Linked DNA regions of Homo sapiens: region 2 is linked to region 1. Evidence: chromatin contacts called from ENCODE Hi-C or POLR2A ChIA-PET data. All regions are on one chromosome and are shown on one strand. The core of a region is the stretch at or near the end of the contact, and the rest is flanking DNA. Distances in the headings are between cores, read along the strand shown. Region 1 holds the start of CACNA2D3-AS1 (CACNA2D3 antisense RNA 1). Region 2 overlaps CACNA2D3 (calcium voltage-gated channel auxiliary subunit alpha2delta 3).

Region 1 (6,417 bases), core at 2,816-5,315:
ATTCAAGCATCCCTTGCCAGAACCTTCAGTGAGTCACATCCCTGCAGAGGTCCACTGTTCCCCATTTGAACTGAATTGATTTAAACTGATATGCCGGACTAAGGACTGACTTTGTATAACCATGTGCTCTCTTGACAGGAGCCTGCAGTTACCAATGACAGGCATGTAGCCGATTAGTTTTTCAGTCCTAAGAGTTTATGATATGATAGTATAAAAAATTAAAGTCACCTGCCTCCAAAAAGAACTGAATGATGTCTTATTTCCACCAGTTTTGGAAGCAAAACATACTGGAAATGCTTCAGTTTTCCTCGTATTTTTTTTTTCTCTTGCCTCATGCATCTGGTATTTTGGGTGCTCACTCTATACTGCTTATTGCAGAAACTTGAGAGATGAAGGAAACCTAGTTCTGTAAACTTGGGTTGCTCTGGAAAGTTCAATCTGTAGTTATATTTTACATATATCAGTTCCTTTCATATTAATCTTCTACAAATATTCCTAACTCAATCCTAAGGGAAGTTCTCCAGGGTTTGTGCCCAATCCCCCTCCCTAAGGCTTGGTGCTTTGTCATTTCCATGACTGAAAATATTTTCAGAAAGGGTGCTTTTGAAATTTGTAGAAAGCAAAGAGTGCTCTTACAATTGGTTGAATGGGCTCATTAGGAAGACAGTCCCTCATCAATGGACATATTTAAGGAGAGGCTGAATGTTATTGATGAGATTCTTTGCTGCTTGGGATTTCAGACTAGATTATCTGTTAGATTCTTTTCAGGTCTAAGGTTCTTTGGGTCTGTGCTCCTTTGCTGATAGACCTGTGTGTATGCCTGCCTGTAGTTGTGTGTGCTTTCTCAAATGTAAATTTCCAGGTGTCCGAAGCTCGCTTGCTTGCTTGCTTGCTTGCTTTCTTCCTTCCTTCCTTTCTTTCTTTTTTCTTTCTTTCTTTTTCTTTTTCTTTTTTCTTTCTTTCTTTCTTTATCTTTCTTTTCTTTTCTTTTCTTTTCTTTTCTTTTCCTCTCTCTCTCTCTTCTCCGCCCCACCCCGTCTTTTTTTTTTTTGAGACAGAGTCTTGCTCCGTCACCCAGGTTGGAGTGCAGTGGCATGATCTTGGCTCATTGCAACCTCTGCCTTCTGGGTTCAAGCGATTCTCCTGCCTCAGCCTCCTCAGTAGCTGGGATTACAGGCACCCGCCACCATACCCAGCTAATTTTTGTATTTTTAGTAGAGTTGGGGTTTCACCATGTTGGCCAGGCTGGTCTCTAACTGCTGACCTAAAGTGATCCACCCTCCTTGGCTTCCCAAAGTGCTGGGACCATGCCTGGCCTGAAGCTCTTTCTTTGTGCTTGTCTGCACCACACTTTGTTGCTGAAAATATCAAGAGACAGTGAACTTTTTCATTCTGCTGCAGACCTATGAATAATAACATTGTCTTCTGTCAAGCAATCTCTTAAGACTTCCTTGTCACAATCCTCTAAAGAAAAATAATAGAACTTAGCTTGCTGTTCTTCTGATTCTGGAATCATCGAGTTAACTAAAGCTGTTGTTGGATTGGTTTTTGGTAACTGGGATTTTCACCAAACTTTCAATGTAATGGTATAATGAAGTGAGTTTACCTTGTTCATGACAAAGTTACAGATGACGTAACATCTTAGGACATTTCATAACCCCCTTAGAGTCCGGGAAAATCTTAAAAATCACCAACTGCAAGTCTCTGTGGTGGAGCTCTCTCTGATTTTCTCTGCTATGTGTTGAATACCTGTACAAACTAGAAAAGAAACTGGTTTTTATTGCTGCTTAAACTTGGGCCAGGAGAAAATTTCTCATTACTTTGGTCCTAAGTGTATTCATATTCAGGTTTGACTTTTCCCTGCTTCTCAATTCAATTGGATTTCATCCAACTCACTTTCATTGAGCACCTTTTAGCAGGTGGGCATTGGACTAAATTATTAACTCCAGGCATTCAGAATTTGTGCTCAGTATCTTTTAATTCGTGGATATTGGAACCATTGCTGGTAATTGAAAATCTCTTAATACTAATGCCATATTGTTACCAGAATAATAATAGTTTGGAGTGAAGATTATGCTCTAGCTCTATCCCTGTTTAGAATAATTTTGCCCAGAAAAACTGGGCTCGAAATTACAATTTTATAGATCAGTAAAGATTTAACCAATGAATCAGAGCTAAAGTTGCCAACTTGTAAAATAATTTCAAAGCCCTCATACAGCTCTTCATGGTTATATTTAGACAGGCAGTGTAAATATGACCACTGACACAAGTAAACACTGCAATTTGAAACCACAGATTACCAAAAAATGTGGTCCCTCGATGGTGGTCAATGGTTTCGATGTGAAGAGGCTGGATGTTCCCCAGTGCACTGGTGGTCATAACTCAACTCGCCAATTCCTTCAGCTGGGAGGACTCGCAGCACTGCACTCATGGCCTGGCAGCGTAGGCAGAGCATCCACACCTCAGAGGACTCTGGGGCCTGGGACCAAGCCCCAGAACAATTTGCAGAATTGGTGACTGTAGACCGATATGATTACTCTCTTAACGTGTACACTGTAATTATCTTCATTTTTGTTGTGGTGTTTTTTCTTTTCACAGGACCAGTCAATAAAAGCAATGTGGTGACAGCAAGTACATCCATCCAGCTCCTGGATGAACGGAAATCTCCTGTGGTGGCAGGTAAATAATTGATTGAATCCATGAAGACAAAGTAAGCATGGCGCCCATTCATCCGGCCAGTGGGCTACTTCTGTGAGGCACGCTTATCCTCCAAAAAGGTTTTCAAAGGAGAAAACAATTTTAAATTACTTCCTTCTCAGCTTGGTGTCATCTCCTTCAAACCAAGACTCTGACAGCTGGTGGTGGTTGATGTGAAAACAGAAAACTTTCCCAGCGTTTCTATCCTTAAACTCTGAGCCAGTAAGAAATTGTCAGTACTTGCCGAGGAGAATTTCTTGATGGTAGGTAGCATGTTCATTCAAAGTAAACTCCAGATCTCCAGCTTCTGTGTCATTAGGATGACAGTGGGCATACAAGGAAATTGCAGGTTTGTTTTAGGCAAACACAAACTGAAATGTGCCCTTCTCCAGAGAGACTGAGATTTTCATCCCCCTAATCCCCCTGGGGAATTAGAGTTAGCTGTATCTGCAGGTGCTGTGTTTGGGACCAGGGGAAAGCCAAAATATTATATGACTGAGAGTCTTGAATTGTCAAAGAAGTCCCGTTTCTGGCTTTTTCCATTTCTCTCACTTTTTAGGAGTGTCAGCAGCTGTCTGTGGATGGCTAGGGGCTTTCATTGGTGGCATTTGGCCTAAAGGGCTGGCAACTACCAAAAAGCCCTCTTTGAAGACAGATGCTGACATAAAAACAAGGCCCGAGGGTGTGTCTGGCACATGGTTTATTCTGATCACTTTGGAGCCATTGGTTGATGGGTGGGTGATATGCTCCAAGCACCATCCTGGTATTGGCTGGGTTTACTAAAGAGAGCGATTTTTGTTTTCCAGCAGTCTCCCTCAATAAGTTGTACTTTAGGGTGACTTAACATCCACTTCTGTGTCTTCACACACTGAATATTTGTGGGAAGGAGTATAAATGGAGCAGATGGAGGAGACCTGTTTGAAGTGGTTGTTCTTTGGCGAGGAAATACTGCTTTTTTCCCCCCACTTTATTTCTTACTTGGCCTGTGTATAATTGTATTAGTAGGGTTGAAAGATCTGGGGGTAGTTGCCCTGGTTATTCCTGAGTTACTGGGTGTGACAAGGATGACAGCCTTATGTATCTGACCTGTGGCTCATCTTGAACTAAGCAGACCTATTCTTAATCAGCCAGGAGATATGGGCTCTGAGGATTCACAGTTGCTGTCTTCAAATTTTGTCACTTAATGTCTCATGTTCCTTGAGGAAAGTGGGAGACGGGATCATTTAACTCAACAAGATTTACTTATGCTTAAAGGAGGTCAGGCTTGCTTACCTCCAGGCTGGTCCAGCGAGCTAATTCTGAAGGCATGTTGTCTCCCGGGAGCTGAGGCCACATGCAGCAGCTGTCAGTGACATGGTCTGGCCAGAATATCTGGTTGTCTGTTTGAAATTTCTTTTTAAAACCCTTTCTTTGGGTTTCTAGTTTAGTCATCATGAAGGATGAGCCCTAAGGTCACTGTGCCTGTCCCAGCCACCTCTGTCCAAGTTTACAAACTATGCTCACATGTTTCCAAATGCCTTACATTTCATAAATGCCTGTTTGGCTGAGTATAGGTGAAACGTGGTCTGAGCCTGAACACTGTGTATCCAGTCTAGAGAAGAACGTGCACTTTCCAAATGCTATGCCAGTCTATTGTCGAGTTGCATCGCTGGCCATAGACCACAGGCAGGTCACGAGACACAGTTTGGTCCACCCTGAGTGGGTGGAGAAGGCACCCTCCTATTTACTGCTTCTCTGTGTATGCCAAATGGCCCCCATTTTCAGAAGATAATTACAGAGCAAGGCCAAGAAGCAAGGTCATTTAAAGAACCGTATTTAGTCCTTACCTTTTAGAATTGGTGACTGTTACCCTTTTTCAAACTTTGGTAGACGTAAGATAAAACAGAATTGCTTGGTTTTGATGTTGAAGACTGCTGTGGATGCAGCCCCACGAAGGCAGTGACCTCAAGAAGACCTCTCTGTCTCCAAAAATAGAGCGGCCTCTTCAGCACCCCCTCCCCAAGTTTTCCTGACTCTGACTCAACCATCATATCACTGTGTGATTAGGTTTGGTAACTTTCCTCTGTGTATTTTCCTCAAATTAAGTAGACACTGTTTACCACTCTAAAATTAAAAAGGCCATTTTAATTGGGGAAGAAGCCTTGTTTTGGCAGATGAAGATGAATATGTGAGCAGGCTTTTCTCCCATCAGTGTGCCCCAACAGCAGATGGGAGACAGCCGACTGGCAGGAATGTTAGGTCTCAATGAAATCCTTGTGTTAAAGTGGAACTCTTCTGAAAGAAGAGGTGTACAACTATGCAAATAATTATCAAGGACTCCTTGGAAAGGCCAGCTTCGCTCCCAGGCCTGACCTGGTCATCTCATGTTCATTGGCTATATATGTCTGGGGTAGAAAGAGGTTTTTTTGTTTCATTTTCTTGTTTTTTGTTTTATTCTCTTCTTTCTCTTTTGTGTGTTTTCTTTTTTAAACAAAAACATTTAGATACTCATCTGTCAATGACACCTTTGAAGAAAGGCCAGTCAGACTGGGCAAGATTCCATTTGTACGCCAGCCTTGGTGCATAAATGGGCCCCATCCATCTTCCCGGCCTATGACATTGCTTACAGTCCTTCTCTTGAGAAGCCTGCCAACTCTCCAGCTGCCACCAGTGTGCTGCATTTTCTTAATTGCTTTCCCACTGCACAGGAAGAAGTGGTGGGACTCTCCCTTTGGCCTACCAAGTCTCATCCTAGCCCTGGAACCTTCTGTTGTGTCAGGTCCCTCATCCATTGCATTGTTGTCACTGGAAATGCAGATCTTGGACTGTAAGGTCCACGCAGTTTGTCATTCACTCTATAACTTGCTAAATGTGTGGTCTTGGGTCTCTAAAGTTCTATCTAAAATAGGCTTGGGATTATTACCTCCCTTGCCTTCCTGTGTGTCAATTCAGGGATAAAATGAGAAAACAAACAAGAAAATTCTTGGATAAGAGAGAAGAATAAAAATGCTAGAGTTTAGCATAACCCGTTTTTATCTAAAAGTTGGTGGCATATTCATTCATTCAATAAATAAATATTTCCTGAGCCTCTGCTTTTGCCAGGCACTCTAGCTATAAATAAATAATAACCAGTGTCTTAATCCATTTTGTTTTGTTATAACAGAATACCACAGAATGAGTAATTTTTTTTTATTTAACTTTATTTTAAGTTCAGGGGTACACGTGCACGTTTGTTACATAGGTAAACTGTGTTATGGGGGCTTGTTGTACAGATTATTTTATTGCACAGGTATTAAGCCTGGTACCCATTAGTTATTTTTCCTGATCCTCTCCCTCCTCCCACCCTCCACCCTCCATTAGGTCCTAGTGTGTGTTGTTCCCCTCTCTGTGTCCATGTGTTCTCATCATTTAGCTCCCACGTATAAGTGAGAACATGCGGTATTTGGTTTTCTGTTCCTGCATTAGTTTGCTAAGGATAATGGCCTGCAATTCCATCTGTGTTCCTGCAAAGGACCTGATCTCATTCTTTTTTTATGGCTGCATAGTATTCCATGGTGTATATGTACCACATTTTCTTTATCCAGTCTATCATTGATGGGCATTTAGGTTGATTCCATGTCTTTGCTATTGTGAATAGTGCTGCAGAAAACATACACTTGGATGTGTCTTTATGATAGAATGATTTATATTCCTTCGGGTATATACCCAGAAATGGGATTGCTGAGTAGGATGGTAGTTCTG
Region 2 (6,417 bases), core at 2,191-4,690, 88 kb after region 1:
TAACGTATAAAAAAAGGTAAAATACAAACAAGTTCAACAGTGCATATAATAAAGTAACGCCATCACAGGAGGAAGGTGGTTTCTGATGTTAGCTCTCTTCCTTAACTAGTTTTGGGATCATCAGCAAGTTCCTTAACTTGTCTAGACCTCTAGATAGGCTCTGTGCAATGAGGATGGTTGACGATATAAGGTTTCTTCTAATTCAAATATTTGAGTATACTAATACATTATAATGAAGTCTCTTTTAAATCATTTAAAATTCTTTAGTAGTCAGCAGTATGATAGGTTCACTGCTTAATCAATTAGTTAATTGTCCTTAAGTGTGGCTTCTTAGGGTCTGAAATGAATGGTTTGGTAATTTATAAACAGGGGCTCCAGGAAACTTGAGGAATTGTGCTTTCATTTCCTGTCTTATTTTATGAGAATGTTGTAGGATTTTCAGTGCCCCTTGGTTGCGCTATTGAGACTCAAAATGCCCATTCCCAGTCTCCTCTGATGCTTTACATCACTAGACATGGGACAGTCCGTGGACATTAGATAGGATGAATGGGCCCATGAAACAAGGCCAGTCCCTGAGACAGCAGGAAAGTCCTTTGGCCTATAGTTATATGCCCTGTTGGCTGGGAGGAGGAACATAGGCATTCAAGAATCTATGGAGCAAGAATACACATTAGTTGCCTAGAGGGAGGAGCTCTAGTCTTCTGCTCTACTCATGTAGGGGTGAGAGAGGAATGATCCCGGGGCTCAGGAAGGGTGCAGTGGATGTCTTCCGGGGGTGAGTCCTGGAGCAGCCAACAAATGATGGAAACAGTGTCTCTGTTTCAGCCATGAGCAGCCATGGCCACTACAGATTCTCTGCTCTATGTCTCCATGGAATAAGCCTGCGATAGACCCAGTGAGTTTGCCAGCCTGCTCAGCCTGGGCTTGTTTGATGTTGTCTGACTTCCTGTGCCCCAATTAGGATAATTCTTCATCTAACAACCAGTTTCATTGAAACTGGCACATTACACACACGAAATACAAATGTCCTTCTTGCTCCTAGCAGTAGTACACGCCCACAGAGTTTGCAAAAGTTTCCAAGTTTCCCTGTAGTGAAAAAGGAAGTGGTCAATATTCAGTCAGAGAAATGTTGTTTCCTTCTTCCTCCTTTTCTCCCCCTTTACATTTTGCCAAAGTTTATATATGTGTCTTGCTACCTGAAAACTCCCAGGAGTGTGGTTGAGGTCACTCAGTTAGTTGCAATGGAATTGGGGTTTAGTTAATACAAAGCCTACGGAATATACATAATTTGGATTCTTATTGCAGTGCCCTCCACCCACCCACCCACCCACTCACAAGCTACAAATCTTCAGAGCACCCAGAGTAGAGATGGGGCTTCTCTTCTGGTCAACACTGGCTCATTTCAGCATGTTGGCAGAAGGCCCTTACTGCAGGCTCTGTTCCATGCACTGCGTACGCCCTCCCCCATGGGACACCTTGCATGATAGTAGCTCCAGAAATTCAGAGGGCATGCATGAGGATGTTAATTCTTCATTCCACCAAAGTTTGCAAATCTTGGCCAGCACCAAGAAGTAGACTTACAAAAACATCAGCCTGGTGGTGGGGAATGACTGCAAAGCTTCGAATGACCTTAAGACAGCCTCAGGTGTGGGGTAGGCCATTAGAAGTCTCATTGGCCATGCTGTCTCCTCAAGGGGCTGGATAGTCTTACTCTTGGTCAACATGTCAACTGCCTATGACAAAATGAAAGTGATCCTCAGAAAGTGATTCTGAGAAAGGGTGGATTCTCAACTGCAGGAACTTTATTGGGCTGATGAAGTGGACTGCTGTATTTCCCTAAACAGGTCGTCCAGGAATTATAAACAATTCTTTTTATTAGTGCTTAGGAAGCCCTCTCATAGTCTGTTTCTGCCTATATGAAGTAGTGTTTTAATCACACGGGATTATGTGCATATTACTACCTACTCCATCCAAGGGTAGTGGGGTATGTGTGTGTGCACATGTGTGTGCATGCGTGTTTTAATTTCAGCATTCAGCATGGGTTACGCAGCCCCCTCCCACGTACTGTGGAAGCATTCACATCTGCTCTCTAGTTTGCTGTGTAATCCCATGAGTTCTCATGACTGTTAAAACCTTTTCCACTTTCCTGAAAACCTGCCTTTTGCTCCTGTCAGTTCCAGGACACAGACTGTGTCCCTTTTCATTTCTTCTCTCCTGTTTGGGCACATTATTTATCTACACCTCCTCATATGTCTTCTTCCCCATAGACTGGAGACTTTTTTGGTGAGATCGAGGGAGCTGTGATGAACAAATTGCTAACAATGGGCTCCTTTAAAAGGTAAGGGTTTTATGGTCCACTGCATTCCCCCCAAAAGTTTTCCTAAATAAAATAAAACAAGCCAAGGTCAAATAAAGCAAGCCCAGACTTGACCCTGTGGCTGGTTTTTACTTGTGTTCATGCTCCAAAAGATCTCTCTGAAATTCGATGCCTCTTGCACGAGTGTTAGAGTGTTAGAGTCTTAGAAACTCAGTTCACAATGAGTTTCCTGTTCACCCAGCAGAGCATTTATTGGAGGCCAGTATTGAAGTAGGAGGCTGCACTGTGATGTGATTATGTCAGTCTGAAGCAAGTCACTGCGAAGAAGTAGGAAAGGTTTTCACCTGGCCGGAAGGGTGGAGTGTATTTTGTCTCCTATTGATTAACCTGGGAAGCTCCCTAGAAATCTGGAACTTGGGGATGAAAGGTGGTATTTAGAGACTTCTTGATGTTGTTTTAGAAAATCAAGTGAAAATTCTCAAAATCCGCTCTTGATGGAGGTAAGTTTAAGTCTGCTTCTGGAAGAAAACCTAGATGGTGCCAAATTCCACAGGTGGCAGATACTGACTACTCATCCAGGTGTAAGAACTCTCGCTGATCCTGAATAAAGCTTGTGTAGAGCAGCTTCCTTATGGCCCCATGTCCCTCATGGGCAGGCCAGCCATGCTCTTGGGAATACCTAAACTTCTGGGAAAAGCCATCATCCCATGAGATCGGGTGTTAGAATGCCTCCCTGGGGGTCCATGCTGTCTCCCTTCCCTTGGCCTCCCAGGAAGAATGTTAGCCTTTCAAGTGGTGCTTTAATGGGCATATTTGATGCTGTTAAATATATAATGGCAGGAAATGCAAGGATGGCCCTCCAGCTTCCCTGAGAGATCCATTGCACATCGGTGGCCAGTGGGTAGGCAGGCCCCTGGTTTATTACTCTTCTGCGGCTGAATGGCTAGGAAGTGTTAGCTCAGGAAATCAGACTTTTAAGCTAGTCAACAAGACCAACTGAGCACTTTGCTGAAAGCAGGGAATTCAAAAATGATGACCCAGTGTTTGAAATTCCATAGCTTGTTTGTGCCAGAAGGGAAGAAAAAAAAAAGAAATGATATAAGAACCTGGCCTAGTGCCAGCACTTCTGCAATCTCTGACATACTTGCTTGCTCTCAGGCCTGCCTGTAGCAGATCGTCCCCTCCTGCTCCCTTCCCTTCTAAAAAAAATTCAAGTACAGTTTTCTTCTTTGCTGGGAGTCATTGTACACATGCTTGAAAACTCTGCTTGGATCTGGGCTGGAGTGGCTGTGGAGTTTTCCACCACTTCTTCAAGCTTCCTGCAGCAGCTCCTGGCCTGCCATCCACGGCACCACTGACTTTTCCTATCTTTATGTGGATGTGTGCATTTGTATCATGTTAACTTCTTTTCAACTTGGTGGGGGGAGGAGACAAAAGATGAGGAATAATCGCACACGTGTTTCTCATTTGAAAGCACATTTTTCAACTTCTTTAACAAACCTATTTTTTCCTCTCCCTCTTGGATATTCCTTTCAAACTGTTTGGTGGGAGAAAGAGAAAGGGTGTAATGGAATTTTGAACCTCTAGTCTTCTCCTTCATGTGGGTGAAGTACAGTTGGCATGAATCTAGAACTTCCTTTTACTACAAGAGTAGCCAACATATTTGAGAAAAAGGAAGGGCTGGGAACTCAGTTATTACAGCAACTGCTGTCATCCAGGAGCAAGTTGACAAACCTCCTGGGCTTCTTTGACGGGCCTCCTCACTGGGGCCAGTAGAGCATTGAGAGTTTGATTTTTGGAGTCAGACAGACTGGGGTCAAATCTAGGCTCTGACATTACCAGCTGCTTGATTTAGTCAGATTACCTCTCCAAACACTGGTTTCTCTACATGGAAAATGAAGATGACAATAATTACTTCCAAGGGTTGCTGTCAGAGCTAGTGAGATCATAGTAAGCATAAAGTTCTTAGCACAGAACTTGGCATGTATGAAGAGCTCAATTAGTTGTGAGCTGCAGCCATGATTTTTGTTGTCGATCTTTGTTCTGTCTTGAATTTGCTTTCCACTTAGCACCAGGTATTGCTTCATCTACATTTACACGTCTCCCTACAGGCTTCCTATGACACCATATGATGGGTCTCTGGTGTTGGAGGACCACAGTCCTTGCAATCACACATTTGTGCCCTTGCCTTTCCCAGCATGCAGTGCTTGCTCAGAGCATAAGGTTGACACTCCTGTCATTCAGAGAAGATCTATAGTTCAGAAGCAGTGAAAGGATATAGTTGGCTGTAACTGACAGCACTCTGGATCAGAAGTCATGCACCATATTGAATTGAGCCCACCCTCAAACATGGGTTACATGAAGCTGCGTTGCTCTGGTGCTGTGGTTAGCCCAGGTGAAACTCGAGATCAGTTTACTGTGCTGACCCCTCATCTCAGCATCTTGGACAGCACCGGGCTGGCCCTCAGTTTCTTTATCTGATAGTCTTATACCCAGTCCTAAAGAAACAAATTTCAGACCGGGTGCAGTGGCTCACGCCTGTAATCCCAGCACTTTGGGAGGCAGAGATGGGTGGGTCACTTGAGGTCAGGAGTTCAAGACCAGCCTGGCCAACAAGGTGAAACGCTGTCTCTACTAAAGATACAAAAATTAGCTGGGCATGGTGGTGTGTGCCCATAATCCTAGCTAATTGGGAGGCTGAGGCAGGAGAATTGCTTGAACCTGGGAGGCGGAGATTGCGATAAGCCGAGGTCATGCTACGGCACTTCAGCCTGGGTGACAGAGCGAGACTCCATCTCAAACAAAAAAAAGAAAGAAAGAAAGAAACAAGTTTCATGCACAAGAACTCCACAAACCATCTTCTCCAGAAAGACAGAGCTCCAAGAGGAGAGCACTACCTCCCTTCATAGCCTCCCCTTTGTTTCTCTGTCTTGGTCATTTTGCTGCCTCTCTCCAGGGAAGCAAGGTGATGCTTGTCTGGGTGACAGCAGACCTCTCCCCTGACCATTCTGACCACTCACCTCGTGACCCATTGGCTGTTCTACCTGACAGTGCCATCAGAGGGAAAGAACATCCACTTCTGGGTCTGTAGTGCAGGCAGAAGGAAAACCACTGATTTATGTGAACAAATTAACAACTTGAAAGAATTTTGAGAAAGTCTCACAGCAGCGTGTGAAACAATCTAAGAGGCAAAATTGACCACTCTTGGGCACTTTAGTTGACTCTTTGACCTGACTCTAGCCAGCTTACATATGACCTAGTATCCAGGATCCAACTCACAGACCAATAGGTTCAGCAGCATGACAGTAATAATCATGGCTGCGTTCGCTGAGCACCCACCAGACTCCAGGCTTGGCTTGTCCTTGACAGATCTTACCTCTTTGCAGGCTTTCCAGTAACTCTGAGACAGGCATAAATAGGACCAGTTGCACAATTTGCAGGGCCCAGTGCAAAATAAAAATGTGGGGCCCTGTGTTCAAAAAGTGTCGAGTATTTTTTTTTTTTTTTTTGAGACAGAGTCTCGCTTGTTGCCCAGGCTGGAGTGCAGTGGTACAATCTCAGCTCACTGCAACCACCGCCTTCTGGGTTCAAGCGATTCTTCTGCCTCATCCTCCCGAGTAGCTGGGACTACAGGTGCACACCACCATGCCCAGCTAATTTTTGTATTTTTAGTAGAGACGGGGTTTCACCATGTTGGCTAGGCTGGTCTTGGACTCCTGACCTCAGGTGATCCCCCCAACTTGGCCTCCCAAAGTGCTAGGATTACAGGTGTGAGTCATCATGCCCGGCCTCTTGCAACTATGAAGAGAAAATCTAGTCTCAAAATCCTTTCATTAGAATTTGTTTACCCCTGGTAATGCAAATTCAATGTTGTCATGTATCTAGGGAAAAGGGAGAAAATACAGCCTGTCATAGGAGTCTTCTTCTTTCAAGGTTCCTGACGGGGCCTTTGTGATACTCTGGACTTGAAATAAGAAGACTTCAGGTTGAGCACAAGATTCTCCACTGTGTGGCCATGGACGGTGTCGTCAGCCTCTCTGAGCCTGTTTCTTCATTACCAAAATAGGGATCTCAATGGATTTTCTGAGAATTAACTAAAA

The links. A loop is a pair of places that touch in the nucleus more often than their neighbours do. ChIA-PET counts read pairs that join two places held with the same protein, here RNA polymerase II (POLR2A). Pooled maps may share reads with other maps.
Region 2: a map of MCF 10A shows a loop between it and region 1 (2.0-fold over the local background). The contact joins the enhancer-like site here to the promoter of CACNA2D3-AS1 in region 1. A Hi-C loop is called at or near these places in 3 of 168 maps with a recorded cell type or tissue (MCF 10A, PC-9 and chondrocyte) and 2 of 50 pooled maps. POLR2A ChIA-PET finds 5 or more read pairs at or near these places in 3 of 52 experiments (IMR-90, MCF 10A and PC-9).

What each region holds. Positions count from the first base shown.
Region 1 is chr3:54,897,190-54,903,606 of GRCh38, forward strand. CACNA2D3-AS1 (CACNA2D3 antisense RNA 1) reads right to left here and starts at 4,066. Exons shown (of 7, transcript NR_046666.1): 1 at 3,970-4,066. CACNA2D3 (calcium voltage-gated channel auxiliary subunit alpha2delta 3) reads left to right here. Exons shown (of 38, transcript NM_018398.3): 27 at 2,599-2,679.
Region 2 is chr3:54,985,416-54,991,832 of GRCh38, forward strand. CACNA2D3 (calcium voltage-gated channel auxiliary subunit alpha2delta 3) reads left to right here. Exons shown (of 38, transcript NM_018398.3): 31 at 2,268-2,338. Among named protein-coding and RNA genes, the nearest start is that of LRTM1, 61 kb to the left of the region's middle. Within about 2 kb of position 3,441, at least 4 of the 41 ENCODE cell types and tissues checked have a DNase peak (open chromatin) inside an H3K27ac peak, as active enhancers do.